Regions from separate parts of the Homo sapiens genome. Here regions 1, 2, 4 and 5 are each linked to region 3. The links are chromatin contacts, found by Hi-C or POLR2A ChIA-PET in ENCODE. All regions are on one chromosome and are shown on one strand. Each heading gives the region's core, a stretch centred on a gene start or an enhancer-like site at or near the end of the contact. The rest is flanking DNA. Distances are from core to core; before and after follow the strand shown. Region 1 holds the start of RCOR2 (REST corepressor 2). Region 2 holds the start of MACROD1 (mono-ADP ribosylhydrolase 1). Region 3 holds the start of SLC3A2 (solute carrier family 3 member 2). Region 4 holds the start of TMEM258 (transmembrane protein 258). Region 5 holds the start of COX8A (cytochrome c oxidase subunit 8A).

Region 1 (2,700 bases), core at 149-2,648, 1.0 Mb before region 3:
TGTCCAGACCTCCCCACCCTGGGGCTTGGTGCCCAATCCATGATTTAAGAGGAGGATAAAGGCCCCGTAGCCCTGGCCCGAGGTGTGGCGGGCAACGTGGCCGCTGGCTGGGTGGCCCCATGTGGCTCGACGGCGCAGCAGCCGGGTGGGGTCGAGCCTGGCTTTCCCTGGCTGTCCGCAGGAGTCCCCGGGAACAAGCGGCCCCAGCCGGGTCGTGGCCCGACCGCAACACCCCGGCCACTCGGCCGCAGGCAGCGGGTGGGGGCAGGGATCCCTGGCTGGGCCCTAGGCTGCTTCTAAATTTAGGAATCTGATTACAGAGTGGACCAGGAAGGGAAGGGAGAGGAGGGCGCGAGTGCGGGCTCGGCTCAGTCTGGGCACAGCGGGGTGTGCCTGGGTGGAGGTGTGTCCAGGAGACTGGGGCTCCGGGTGGGAGGGGCGGCGGGCGGGGGCTTCAGCTTGTGTGCGCTGCAGCACGTGCCCCGGGCGGCGGGGACGGGCACGGGCGCAGCTCGCAGGCTCGGAGCCGCCGCCGGTGTGTGCGCTGGCTCTTTGTGTGCCTGGCAGGGTGGCTGGGTCTGGCTTTGAAAGTCTCTGCCCACCCCCTCCCCCATCTCCGTCTGTGCCGCTCTACCCGCTTCCCTGTCTGTCACTCTGCCCGTGCTTGTCCGGGGGGAGGGGGATGCTGCTTCCAGCTGGGGTGACAGTGAACCCAGTGGGGAGGAGACCCAGCTCCTCTCTCCCCTGCAGCCCAGACCTTCCCCTACACCTCCCACTCCCCATCCCTCAGCCCTTGCTACCACTGTTTAGGGGTGCATACTGCAGCAGTTAAAGGGAATTGGGGCGACCCTTGGGGACCCACAGATCCACCAGAAGCCAGCCTCTGGCTGGGTAGCTCTTGGAGGAATTCATTCCTTGCCTGTCCAGCCTCCCATCCGTTCTGGCCCCCAAGGGCGCATAAGGGGGGTCCCCCCTGCGGAAGGGGGGGCGGGGAGTTCCTTGGCAGGAAGGGAAATGGAAGGAAAAGCTGGGCTCCACCCGGGCGGGCGGGCAGGCGGCCCCAGGGCCCCCGGGGCAGGCGGCAGTAACCCGAGCCCACTGGTGTGTGGTGTTGGTGTGCGCGTGGGTGGGGCTGACCCCTGGCTACTCCTGGGGGGCAGTGGGGTCTCCCCCAGGGGCAAGTCTGGGAGCCCAGGGACGCGAGGGGAGCCCCCGCAGCGGGACGCGCGCCCCACCAGGGTCCTGATCCCACCCCCTGGAGGTCTGGCCCCGGCCCCCTGGCCCCGCCCCCCGGGCCCTCCCTCCCACCCCAGGGCCAGATGTTCAGCTGGCGGAGGCATCGGCTGGGGGAGGGGTGCTGAGGCCGCAGCCGGCACTACTTCCCTGCCAGCAGCTTCATTGTGTGCGCGAGGAGCGAGCGGCGGCGGAGAGCGGGCGAGCAAGCGGCATCCCGAGCGCGGCGGGGAGAGCGAGCGCGCCGGGGAGGGTGCGAGGCGGCACCCGCGGCTGCGCTCCGCCCGCCTCCCGGCAACTCTGCCCAGCGCCGCGCGCCGTGCGCGCCGTCCCGCCGCCGTCGCCGCCGCCGCCGCCGCCGGTGCCCCGGCCGGCTGCCGTCGCGGGCAGGGGTCTGCTTAGGACACGGGTCCCCGCCCGGGGACTGGGGCATCCCCGGCGCAGCTGAGAGGCGCAGAGCCCGGGGGGCGCAGATTGCGCTCCAGCGCCCAGCCGCTGAACGGCGTGGGCAGGTGGGCGGTGGGGTTCCAGGGCGCCCCGAGGACAGGGGGCCCCGACTTCAGGGGAACCCCAACCCTGAGGGGCGTACATAGTAATCACGCCCCAGCCGCACCGGACCTTGCGCTCATCCCTTGCGTCCCCCACTTCTGCACAAACTTTTCTGACGCCCTGGCTCGTGGGGGTCGTGGAGAGCGCTGGGGCTACCAGGTGGGCTCCCACCCCGCCGGACCCTAGCCACGCTGACCTCCTGCCTCTCCTAACCTCAGTGGCGACCTCTCCAGGCCGGGCCGGGCTCGGCACTCGGAGCGAGTGCGGCAACCACTGTCGCTCTCCGAAGGCTCCTGCGCCCCCCGGGGCAGCTGGGCGGGGTAATGCCCTCAGTGATGGAGAAGCCGAGCGCGGGCTCTGGGATCCTGTCCCGTAGCCGGGCCAAGACGGTGCCCAACGGCGGACAGCCCCACTCGGAGGATGACAGCAGCGAGGAGGAGCACTCGCACGGTGAGCCCGGTGGCCTAGGGTTAAAGGCGCGCCGGCCTGGGGGGAGCGGAGTGGGGCGGGAGGGGGAAGAGTTGCAGACCACGAGCCTGTTACACTGATGGCTCCTGCCTCTCCTGGATTGGAGCCTCTGCGTTGCTTCTCCCACAAACCCAGGCTGCCGGCACAGCCAATCTGGAACCTGGGCCCCTAGCTGCTGTGGAGGCGTCCTGCCGGCCCCTGCCCTGCCCTCACCCCCTCAGGGACCGAGGCATCCCTCCCTTGCATAGAGTGGGTCCCTCATACCTTGCCACCTTGCAGGGGACTGAGGTCTGGCTGGAGCAGGGACTGGAGAGACACCTCCACACAGAGCTGTGAGGCTCCTGTGGTGGGAAGGAGCCTTGGGTTCCTTGCAGGGCTGTGGTCCAGGTCTAGGGGCTGCCCTCCAACCCCGCTCCCCTCCCCCGGAACAAAGCACCCTGCTTGGCCTGG
Region 2 (2,700 bases), core at 146-2,645, 1.3 Mb before region 3:
GTGCAGTGGTGCCATCATGGCTCTCTGTAGCCTTGAACCCTTGGGCTCAAGTGTTTGCCTGCCTCAGCCTCTGGAGTAGCTGGGACTAGAGGTGAGTGTCTACCACCATACCAGGGTAATTTTTTTGTGTGGGGGCGGGTAGAGATGAGGGGGTCTCACTATATTGCCCAGGCTGGTCTTGAACTCCTGGCCTCTAATAATCCTCTTGCCTCAGCCTCCCAAAGTGCTGGGATTACAGGTGTGAGCACTTATTCATTATTCATTATTACATTCATTATATTATTATAATGGCCCGGCCTGTATTCATTATATTTATCATAAAGTAATATTAATAGTACATAAAAATATATAAAAGTACTTAAAAATCCATCCTCGTGTTTTTTGTTTTGTTTTCTTTGAGACAGAGTCTCGTTCTGTCACCCAGGCTGGAGTGCAATGGCACGATCTCGGCTCACCGCAACCTCCGCCTTCCGGGTTCAAGTGATTCTCCTGCCTCAGCCTCCCGAGTAGCTGTAATTAACAGGCATGCACCACCACGCCTGCATAATTTTTGTATTTTTAGTAGAGACGGGGTTTCGCCATGTTGGCCAGGCAGGCCTCGAACTCCTGACCTCGTGATCCACCCAACTCGGCCTACCAAAGTGCTGGGATTACAGGCGTGAGCCACCGCGCCCGGCCGGTTTTTGTTTAAAAAAGAAAAGAAAAAAAAAAAAAAACACACAGACACACACAAAAACATCACCCCAATCCTTCCACCCTTGAACGCCACTTGAAGCCTAAGTTTCCTGCCTCCAAATTCCACTATTTCCACCCTCGACTCTCCTCCCCAGCTGTCCTAGATTCTGCTCCAGCTGAGCCTTGGCCCCGGGGCTGTTAGAAGGCAGAGGCTCTGGGGAGAAGTCCCCAAACCGGATTTACCCGTTCGTCGCACCTGTCCCTAGGAGGGCAGGCTGGGGTGTGGAGGCGGTGCCCTGCTGACCCGCGGGGAGAGAAGCCCGGGTCTCCCAGGCTGCAAAACGCTCGGCACTGCGGAAGCCGCGCCAGGCTCTCCCAGCTCGATACGCAGCGGCCGGCGCGCCTGCTCCGCCGCGGGGCCGAGCGGCAGAGGGGCCCGGGGCTGCGTGGAAGGCCCGGGGGCTTCAGCCCGTGCCGGGGAAGCCGACGCTCAGCCAACCAGAAAGTTAGAGGCGGCCGAGGTCTCGCGGAGGGGAGGCGCCTGGCGGCCACGGGAGAAGTCGAAGGGCTCAGGCGGGGCTCCATCCGCGACACTGGGAGCCCGGGCGGGCGCGCACGTGTGTATACGAGTGCGTGGGCCCATCCGGCGGCCCGGACTACAAGTTCCAGGGTGCCCAGCGGCGCTCCCGGGTTTTCTGGCCGCGCCTCCCGCTGGCTCCGAGCAGGTCGCCGCTGGCTGGCAGTCGCCACCCGGTCCCAGAGTAAATAAGGGAGAGACACTCCCGAGCGCCGTAAATAGAGTCCAAGTGGGCGGAGAGCCGTCCCGCGCCGCCCGCTCATGTCTCTACAGAGCCGACTGTCCGGCCGCCTGGCACAGCTGCGCGCGGCGGGGCAGCTGCTCGTCCCCCCGCGCCCCCGGCCCGGACACTTGGCGGGTGCCACGAGGACCCGCAGCAGCACGTGCGGTCCCCCGGCGTTCCTGGGCGTGTTCGGCCGCCGTGCGCGGACCTCGGCGGGAGTTGGGGCGTGGGGGGCGGCGGCGGTGGGGCGGACAGCCGGGGTGCGCACTTGGGCCCCCCTGGCCATGGCGGCGAAGGTGGACCTGAGCACCTCCACCGACTGGAAGGAGGCGAAATGTAAGTGTAAGCACGAGGGGGCGCGAGGGAGAGGGCGGCCTCACGTGGAGCTTCCCGGCTGGGCGGCCCCCAACGAGCGAGCAGCCCCTTCCACCCGAGAGACCTGGGGAAGTTGAGGCCCCATCTGCCCTGGAACGGACCCCTCCTCCCCATTGACAGCCCCCCCCGCCCCCGCGCGTGTTCCCAGCCCCACAGAACAATTCACTCCAGACCAGGTCCAAGTGTCCACGCAGGGGGCAGCGTGAGGAAGGCGGCCTTCCTTACCCCATTGGAATGGGTCACAGGGCACCCCAGAGATTGTGCAGGACCTACCAACTTCCTTCCCTGTGCAGGAGGGAAACTGAGGCCGAGTGCCACAGCTGGCTTCCCCAAGGTCACTCGGAGCTGGTGGCAAAGTGGAGGTTATGATCCCGGACTCTCCAAACTTTGCACAGTGTGGTTCTTAAGTGTTCGGGAATGGGGCTGAGGGAACAGCTCCGGGGCTGGCGTCCCACCTGGTGGGGCACGTAACCTCACAGAGTGACCTTCCTGGGCTGGCCTGTCCTGCCTCCACCCCACCCCAAGCCCGCACTCTGATGCCTTCCTGGGCACGTGGTCTGGCGCCCTTTTCCCCTTCTCGCTGGCCTCTGGCCACTTGTGAGCAGTTTGCTCATGCCAGGAACAGAGGTTAGAGGAGCAGGGCAGAGGTGGGGTCTTGTCCCTGTGACAACTGATGACACCCTTCAAGAATCACACCACTTCCTCTTGCTCCTGGAGGGGGCATGAGTCTGGGGCCTGGGGAGAGAGAGAACCCAAGCTGCCGCTACTGAGCCCCAAATAGCCCTGCCGGGCACCCAGCTGCCCCTGCCTTTCAGGGCCTGCCTCCTGGGATCCTGTGACTCTTCCCGGC
Region 3 (2,700 bases), core at 4-2,503:
GAAACCAGACAAAAGTTCTAGCCTACTTTTCCTCTGGCCAAGTCCTTTCTAGCTGTTTCCTTGGGAACCCCAGGATACCCACTCTTTTTTTTAGCCGATTGCAAGAGACTGTCAAAATCTTCCTTGGAGCCAAAATTGGGGTCGATCTGCAGCAAGTCAGTCTGAGCGACATCATCCTTCTGGTTCTTGTGAATTGGACCCAGCACAAGGCCCTTCACCTTCAGAGAGCTCAGGTAATCGAGACGCCCCTTCAGACCTGAAATGGGGGCTGGGTTAACAAGTGAGGCCCCTCTGAGAGGCCCCTGACCTCCCCACCCTCCCTTCTCCCAGCGCCTAAGGGTGGGACGGGGAGGGGGCAAAGGGGGAGAGAGGGAGGCAAGGCTGAATCACGAGACTCAGAGGAGCTGATGTAAGGAGTCCTGCACATTACTTCAGAAACCGGTTGCAACTGGCTTCTGGCGCCGCGGGGAAGGAGGACGCTGAGTCACCCACCCTCGTGACGGAGTGAGGGGCGGGTCGGCTTTCTTCAAAGAAAGGAGGGAAGGACAATGTGCCGGGGAGGGGGTGGGGGAAGGGGGAACAGTCGTCGGTACGGGATGGAGGGAAGAACCATCTAGATCCGTCTGGGGACAGGGGAGGGGGTCGGTGCAAGCCACCAGATTCAACCGGAGGTACCCGGGACGGGGGCGCGCTGCACTCACCCGCCAGGTTGCCCGCGCCGTGGCCCTGGAAGGCCTGAAGGTCGCCGATGCGGTAGAGGGCGCCCGTGTGCCACCACTTCTGCGCCGGTAGCTCGCGACAACGCGGCGCTCGCACGATTATGACCACGGCACCAGCAAGCATGCCGAGCCAGCCGAGCCAGAAGAGCAGCAGCAGTGCCCAGCGGGTGCGTACCCAGCCGGGGCTGCCTGCCACCTTCAGCAGCTCCTCCTTGGACAGGCCCGTGAACTTAGCCGCGGCTGCCGCCTCCGCCTCGTCTTCCGCCACCTTGATCTTCACCAGACCATTCTTCTCGGCTCCCGCCAGGGACATGGCCGCCCCAGACGCCGCGTTCATCGGCTGCTTCTCGGGCTCTAACTCATTCAGCTCCACCTCCTTCATATCCACCTCGGTGTCCTGGCTCATGGTGCCTGCAGAACCGGCGACACGACGCAGCTTGCGGTCAGATGGTGGCTCAACCCCTACCTGGACCCTCGGACCCAGAACGCTCTCCCCGGCCTCTGTGCCTCCGCGCAGTTTCGGCTACTGCATCTGCTCAGCAGCAGGCGCGGCCTCTGGGAAGGGGCAGCGGAGCCCCGCCCCGGCCCGCCCCTTAAGGTGGAACCTCGGGGACTGCCCCAGCCGTGGGCGGCTCAGGGTAGTAAAGTCAGGAACACGCCTCCGACAGTACTTCCTGCATGGTCCAATTTCTCATCTCCAACCTGTCTAACCCTAAAGTTCTTTTCAACCTGATTCTGGGAAGGCCTGGCACGGAGCCACCTTTAAGTGGACTAGGCCTGTGATCCTGCCCCAAATCCCGAGGCCCCTCCAGTGTCCTTTAGGCCTTACCGCCCCCAAACGCCCCTCTTCTTCCATTCCGGCAGGCTAGTGACTACCCCAACACCATCCTCCATTTGCCCCTGGTTCACGGCTCCGGCCGCCGTCTGGTTTTCCCAACTTTGCATGGCTACTTGCACTCTCAGAGGCAGCCAGTCACAACTTCTGCCTTTTCCCCCACCAAGGCTTGCCCTCTCAGGCCTCTGGGACTTGGCGCTAGACCTCTGCTAGACCTCTGCTTCCGTGCACGGCTTACTCCCACTCGTTTTTCAAGACTCATCTTGAATTCATTTCAAGAAATTCCTCATGCAGCAACTATTTATTGTGTACTCACTACAATACTTTGCTTTGTTAACTTTATTGAATTTAACACTAATCCAGCCTTCTTCACAGTACTTTAAAATGAATGGTTTGGGCAGGAAGGTTGAGGTAGACACCCCCCTTCTTATCCTACCCCACCCCCAGCTGCTAGCACCTGGATGTTTGGCAGCTAGGAATCAGACATCCAGAAGAGACTGATAGGGCTGTAATGAACATAACAGAGCTAGGTCTCAGAGGCATCCACCTTTTTTGTGGAATAGACCAGAAGATGCCATGGCCAGACTCTTACCCACCTTGCAGGAACTCCCACAGTTATCCCCAAACTCCCCCAAGGTCCTGTCTCCCTATCACTTCACTATGTTAGGCCTTGGAGGCAGCTGGTACTGCAGAGGCTTTGAAGAAGCCTAGAATTCCCTCCACAGGGTCCTTGGATTGAAGTGGGGCAGAGACAGGGTTCACAGCAGGGAACTACCGGACATCAACACCGTGGGGTGCCAACACTCTCAGGAACTCCTTGTTCCTAAACAGTGCCAGTTGGGCTACTTTCAGAGAGGAGCTGGAGGAAATCGGTTCTTTCTCCCTTTCCCACCTAGGCTGGAAGCCAAGATTGCTGTGTATTTGGAAGAAAGCAAAAGCCAAGATCTGAAGTAATAGCATAGAGAAAAGGGTCACCCTCTGCTAGTCCCCTCTGCAACCCCAGGCATCCAACCCCATCCCCACCCTAGGAACAAGGGGTGCACGGGGCAGCCCCTGGGAGAAGGCAAGCAAGTGGGTTCAGACCAGTGCTCAAAGATAATAAGAGATCCAAGGTGCCCTGCATGTGCCAGATAAGAAGTGCCAACC
Region 4 (2,700 bases), core at 59-2,558, 1.1 Mb after region 3:
CTCTTTCTTCACAGGGTTCTTTCTAGAGCATCAATGACTGTTCAATTCTTCCTTCTAATTCAGTCCAAACACTTCAGCATGGCATCACGATCTTTCATGTTCTGGTTCCCAACCTAACCCTACATTCTGGGATCTCAACAGAAAGCTGGAATAAGGCCCGCCTTTTCCCACTTTTCCTTAGCTGTGCCCTCCTCTCGCCATCCTCTCACGCGTCCTTCCAGGTCCATCCCTGGATTATTAATCAATTAATAATTAATTGACAATGAATTATTCATTTGATTAATATGAATAATTCCCCTGTGAACTGCAGCGGCAAAAGCTCTGGCCTTGAATCTAGGCGCGGCATTTACCATCCGTGTGACATTACCAAGCCACTGAGGTTTATTTTCTCGTCTACAGAAGAAGAACGATTACCATGCCTGTCTCTCAGGGCTGCTGCCAGGGTTAACTGAGACAACAGACAGAAACCTCTAATGTCCCCTCTCCAGGCCTGTTCAACCCTTCGGCTCTTGCCTCAAGCCGGCCGCGCTGCTGGAGTGTGGACTGAGGACCAGACCATGTAGCCCTTGATCCCCTCACGGCGTCCCACAGACAGGTAGGCAGGAAAGGGGCCTAAACAACTCAAGTGTCAGAAATGTTTCTCGTCCAAGGTCTTAGGAAAAATACAACACGACCCCATAAGGTGGAACTTATTACCGCTTTTCTACAATGGAGGAAAGAGAGGCTCGGAGCTTACGCGACTGGCCCAAGGCTCACAGGGGGAAAAGTGGCGGGACCTCTTGACTGCGAATCCCGCGCACTCCAGACCCCGGCTCCCCACGGCCCCCAGCGCCAAGCGGACCCCGTCGCTCCCGGAGGCGCTTCCCATGGGGTCTCACCTGGCCTTTGGGACACGCGGCCTCGGCGGCTAAAGCTTGGTTCGGGGTTGCCCCGGGCAGGCGGTCCTAAGCTCGCTCTCCCTTCTCAGCTTAGCGGCGGGTGGCCTGACGTTCAGCCGCCTTCCAAAGCCCGCGCTCCCGTCACGTGACCTGCTCGCCACGCACAGCCTCTTGGGGCGCGTAGTGCAGGCTGCGTCCCCTCAGACGGCTGCTCTCATGGCAACCAGTCCCTCCAGGGAGAACAGAGTCTCTCAGCGACCCTGGCGTACCCTTCTCCACCGCTTGTCCCCACTCCACCCACACCAGGTCCCCGCAGGCCCCTGCTCCCTCTACACCCGAAATCGCAGGACTACAAGTCCCTCAATGCCACTTGCGCCGGAGGCACTTCCTTTTCCGGTTGTGCTAGGCGCCTGCTCCTGCCGACGTGTTCTTCCGGTGGCGGAGCGGCGGATTAGCCTTCGCGGGGCAAAATGGTGAGAGCGTTGAGGGGAGTTCCAGACGGAGATGCGAGGACCCCTCGGGGTCTGACCCACACCGCGCTTATCTCCTCAGACGCCGGAGATCCAGAGGGCTAGACGCTCCTGGAACCTCCGGCTTGGGCTGAAGGGTGGGGAAGGGGGAAGCCCCTTGCCATGAACTCCTTAGGTTTCTCAGCTCGCGATTTCTAAGGGCGAGAGGCGTGGGGCGAATTTTGAATACCTTCCAGTTTGTATATCTCTGTTATCGGTGGTGTGTTATCTTTATTTGGAAAGTTCTTCTGCCGAACCCGTGCCCATCCTACAATGCCCTGGGCAAATGTTTATTGGTGAAGCACTTCCAACTCTCAGGCACTTGGCCAGACTTTCCTAGGAGCGCCCACAGCCTCTGTACAGATCTCTGGCCACGTTCCATGGACTTCTTTGTTTTCGGCCACGCCTCCTAGTGACCACCGTCTGACGCGCATCTAGCTCTGGGATGATGTCTATTCATCTTTGTATTCTCAGTGCCAAACAGAGGGCCCGTAATTGGAAGCTCAATAAATGGCAGTGATTGTCTTTATCATTTTGGGGGAAGGGGGCCGTGATTGTTTACTGAATTGAATTCCAGTGTCTCAGAACAATGGGGGCAGTTTACTTCTCTAGAGTTGTTATGTTCTGGATTTTAGAAGCATTGGCTGACCGGTGACAATGAAGTTAACATTTGTACAGATCTTTACGTTTACAGCCCTCTTTCATAAAAGACATTATCTCATCATCTTCCCTACAGCCTTAGGAAGGAAGCAAATACCTGTTGAGCAAAATACTCCCTGCTAGGCACTAGATGCTTTGATTCATCATCTTTCTTATTTTTCAGTTCTGTGAAATAGATATTACAGTCGCTTTACTCAGACTCAGATTACTCAGAACCAGAACTTGAATGTCTTGACCATAGCTCACAAGATTCCATAATAGCATAGGTAGTGAGGAAAATACTGAATTAGAAATTGAGGGCCAGGCGCGGTGGTTCACTCCTGTAATCCCAGCACTTTGGGAGGCTGAGGCGAGCGGATCAGGAGGTCAGAAGTTCAAGACCAGCCTGGCCAGCAAGGTGAAACCCTGTCTCTCCTAAAAATACAAAAAATTAGCCGGGCATGGTGGTTCACGCCTGTAATCCCAGCTGCTCGGGAGGCTGAGGCAGGATAATCACTTGAACCCAGAAGGCGGAGCTTGCAGTGAGCCGAGTTGGCACCACTGCACTCCAGGCACTCCAGCCTGGGCGATAGAGCAAGACTGTCTGGAAAAAAAAAAAAATTGAGCCTGGGCGCGGCAACTCACACCTGTAATCTCAGTACTTTGGGAGGCCG
Region 5 (2,700 bases), core at 19-2,518, 1.1 Mb before region 3:
CTGGTCTGGGCCGGGCATGGTGGCTCACACCTGTAATCCCAGCAATTTGGGAGGCCAAGGCGGGCGGATCACAAGGTCAGGAGTTAGAGACCAGCCTGACCAACATGGTGAAACCCCGTCTCTACTAAAAATACAAAAAATTAGCCGGGAGTGGTGGCGGGCGCCTGTGATCCCAGCTACTCGGGAGACTGAGGCAGGAGAATGGCTTGGCTTAAACCTGGGAGGCGGAGGTTGCAGTAAGCCGAGATCGCACCACTGCACTCCAGCCTGGGTGACAGAGCAAGACTCCGTCTCAAAAAAACAAACAACAAACAAAAAAAGCAAAGCCTGTATGTTAAGACCCAGGATCCTTGCATGGGCCAGTAACTCCAAAACGATACCTATCCTTCCTTGCCTGAAAACCCCCTCCCAGGCCGGGCGCAGTGGCTCACGCCTGTAATCCCAGCACTTTGGGAGGTTGAGGCAGGCGGATCACGAGGTCAAGAGATCGAGACCATCCTGGCCAACATGGTGAAACCCCGTCTCTACTAAAAATACAAAATTTAGTTGGGCATGGTGGCACGCGCCTGTAGTCCCAGCTATTCGGGAGGCTGAGGCAGGAGAATCGCTTGAACCCGGGAGTCGGAGGCTGCAGTGAGCCGAGATCGCGCCACTGCACTCCAGCCTGGCGACAGAGCGAGAACCCGTCTCAAAATAAATAAGTAAAATAAAATAAAATAAAATAAATAGCAGTAACAACCATTTTCGTCGCTGACAGCGTCAGGCATCCCCCAGTGAACCAACGAGAAAATGGGCTCAGAGCGGCTAAAGAAGTCGGCAGGAGGCGGCGCAGCGAGGAGGCGACAGGAGAGGGAGGGCCTGACAGGACCAGACCCGAGATCCTGGGGCTGTGGGGAAAGACCTAACGCCGACAGCCCCGACTGTCGCCCGGGCACTGTCCCCGTCGTTCGCGCCCTCCAGACATGCCCAAACCGGCACTGCTGCTCCCCGCTACGCTGCGGGGCGCGAGGCATTCTCAGGACCACCTGAGGTCAGCTAGGCAGAAGGGGTCAGCCCACGGCGCCTCCCGCGCTCTTCCAGGCCCGTTCCTCACCATGATCCCAAGCTTCCCCTCCGGCGGCAACGAATGGATCTTGGCGCGCGGCACTGGGAGCCGCCGGGCCGAGCCTGTCAAGCCCCGCAGCAGCAGCGGCGTCAGGACGGACATGATGGCACGGAGTACACCACAAAAAACGGTCAGCCGTAGCCCAAGGTCAGGAAGCCAAAATGGCTGCGCTGGCCGGAAGTTCTGGAGCTGGGGAAGCAGGGAAACTGCGGCGCGGAAGTCTCTCGGAAATGACGCAAGAACACACCTCCCACAGCCCTTGGCAGTTTTTGGCGCGTTCCTCGAAACAGCCAATTGACACCTTCCTACGCTATGGGCGGAGCACAAAAGGGCTCTTCTTCGAGTTATGTTCCGCCTCCAAGGCTTATACTTGTGAATGACATCTGGGGCCACCCAATCATGTACGCGAGAAGCCTAAACTGTTCTTGACTCCTCCCTTCATTCATACTGTTAAATCTCTCTCTATTCAGGCTGGGCGTGGTGGCTCACGCCCGTAATCTCAGAACTTTTGGGAGGCCGTCTGTACTAAAAAAAAAAAAGTACGGGCTGGGCGCGTTGGCTCACGCCTCTAATCCCAGCACTTTGGGAGGCCGGGGCGGGTAGATCATCTGAGGTCAGGAGTTTGACACCAGTCTTGCCAGCATGGTGAAACCCCATCTCTACGAAAAATACAAAAATTGGCCGGGCGCAGTGGCTCACGCATGTAATCCCAACACTTTGGGAGGCCGGGGCCGGTAGATCATCTGAGGTCAGGAGTTTGAGACCAGTCTTGCCAGCATGGTGAAACCCCATCTCTACGAAAAATACAAAAATTGGCCGGGCGCAGTGGCTCACGCTTGTAATCCCAACATTTTGGGAGGCCGAGGCGGGTGGATCACCTGAGGTCAACAGTTCGAGACCAGACTGGCCAACATGGTGAAACCCCGTCTCTACTAAAAATACAAAAATTAGCTGGGCATGGTGGTGGGCGCCTGTAATTCCAGCTACTCGGGAGGCTGAGTCAGGAGAATTGCTGAACCCAGGAGACGGAAGTTGCAGTGAGCCGAGATTGAGCCATTGCAGTCCAGACTGGGCCACAAGAGCGAAACTCCATCTCAAAAATAAAAAACAACAATAAAAAAAGTTCGAAAGCAGCCTGGCCAACATGGTGAGACTCCATCTCGACTAAGAATACAAAAAATAGCCAGGCATGGTGGTAGATGCCTGTAATCTCAGCTACTAGGGAGGCTGAGGCAGGAGAACTGCTTGAACCCGGTAGGCAGAGGTTGCAGTGAGCTGAGATCACGCCACTGCACTCCAGCCTGGGCGACACAGCAAGACTCCGTCTCAAAAAAAAAAAAAAAAAAAAATCTCTCTATTGAGAGTCCCCTCCTCTCCACCAGGCCTCCGTCGTTTTTGTTGAGAATTCCTGACACTGACCTAGTAACCAAACCTCCCTCAATTACTATTACACTCTTCAATTCCAGTTACCATGCTGGAGCAGCCAACTTCCCTTCCTTCCTACCCTATCACTCTCTCTCCCTCCCCCATCCCTTCCTTCTTGGTTTTTTAAACCTAAATCTGACCAAGTCATATACTTTCAGTGGCTCCCCATT

The links. A loop is a pair of places that touch in the nucleus more often than their neighbours do. ChIA-PET counts read pairs that join two places held with the same protein, here RNA polymerase II (POLR2A). Pooled maps may share reads with other maps.
Region 1: a loop to region 3 is called in a pooled map, with 4 times the contacts of the local background. The contact joins the promoter of RCOR2 here to the promoter of SLC3A2 in region 3. A Hi-C loop is called at or near these places in 2 of 50 pooled maps. POLR2A ChIA-PET finds 5 or more read pairs at or near these places in 4 of 52 experiments (A549, IMR-90 and WTC11).
Region 2: a loop to region 3 is called in a pooled map, with 4 times the contacts of the local background. The contact joins the promoter of MACROD1 here to the promoter of SLC3A2 in region 3. A Hi-C loop is called at or near these places in 1 of 168 maps with a recorded cell type or tissue (posterior vena cava) and 4 of 50 pooled maps. POLR2A ChIA-PET finds 5 or more read pairs at or near these places in 1 of 52 experiments (naive thymus-derived CD4-positive, alpha-beta T cell).
Region 4: a loop to region 3 is called in a map of CD8-positive, alpha-beta T cell, with 9 times the contacts of the local background. The contact joins the promoter of TMEM258 here to the promoter of SLC3A2 in region 3. A Hi-C loop is called at or near these places in 2 of 168 maps with a recorded cell type or tissue (CD4-positive, alpha-beta memory T cell and CD8-positive, alpha-beta T cell) and 6 of 50 pooled maps.
Region 5: a pooled map shows a loop between it and region 3 (9-fold over the local background). The contact joins the promoter of COX8A here to the promoter of SLC3A2 in region 3. A Hi-C loop is called at or near these places in 9 of 50 pooled maps. POLR2A ChIA-PET finds 5 or more read pairs at or near these places in 2 of 52 experiments (WTC11 and activated B cell).

Annotation. Positions count from the first base shown.
Region 1 is chr11:63,915,862-63,918,561 of GRCh38, reverse strand. It overlaps RCOR2 (REST corepressor 2), which reads left to right and starts at 1,398. Exons shown (of 12, transcript NM_173587.4): 1 at 1,398-2,232. The coding sequence starts at 2,106. RefSeq lists silencers at 520-569, 1,247-1,306, 1,447-1,566 and an enhancer at 1,658-2,321.
Region 2 is chr11:64,164,808-64,167,507 of GRCh38, reverse strand. MACROD1 (mono-ADP ribosylhydrolase 1) reads left to right here and starts at 1,395. Exons shown (of 11, transcript NM_014067.4): 1 at 1,395-1,811. The coding sequence starts at 1,514. It overlaps LOC105369339 (a long non-coding RNA gene), which reads right to left and starts at 1,270. Exons shown (of 3, transcript XR_950187.3): 1 at 919-1,270. RefSeq lists silencers at 1,009-1,268, 1,529-1,608, 1,739-1,838 and an enhancer at 1,376-1,876.
Region 3 is chr11:62,879,449-62,882,148 of GRCh38, reverse strand. It overlaps SLC3A2 (solute carrier family 3 member 2), which reads right to left and starts at 1,253. Exons shown (of 9, transcript NM_001013251.3): 1 at 702-1,253; 2 at 83-256. The coding sequence starts at 1,125. RefSeq lists enhancers at 262-541, 1-977, 962-1,231, 621-1,512, 1,882-1,931.
Region 4 is chr11:61,791,207-61,793,906 of GRCh38, reverse strand. TMEM258 (transmembrane protein 258) reads left to right here and starts at 1,308. Exons shown (of 4, transcript NM_014206.4): 1 at 1,308-1,351. The coding sequence starts at 1,349. FEN1 (flap structure-specific endonuclease 1) reads right to left here and starts at 996. Exons shown (of 2, transcript NM_004111.6): 1 at 879-996. MIR611 (microRNA 611) reads left to right here and starts at 1,346; the gene lies at 1,346-1,412. RefSeq lists enhancers at 107-1,082, 996-1,290, 1,083-2,060.
Region 5 is chr11:63,973,188-63,975,887 of GRCh38, reverse strand. COX8A (cytochrome c oxidase subunit 8A) reads right to left here and starts at 1,268. Exons shown (of 2, transcript NM_004074.3): 1 at 1,094-1,268. The coding sequence starts at 1,207. RefSeq lists an enhancer at 915-1,354.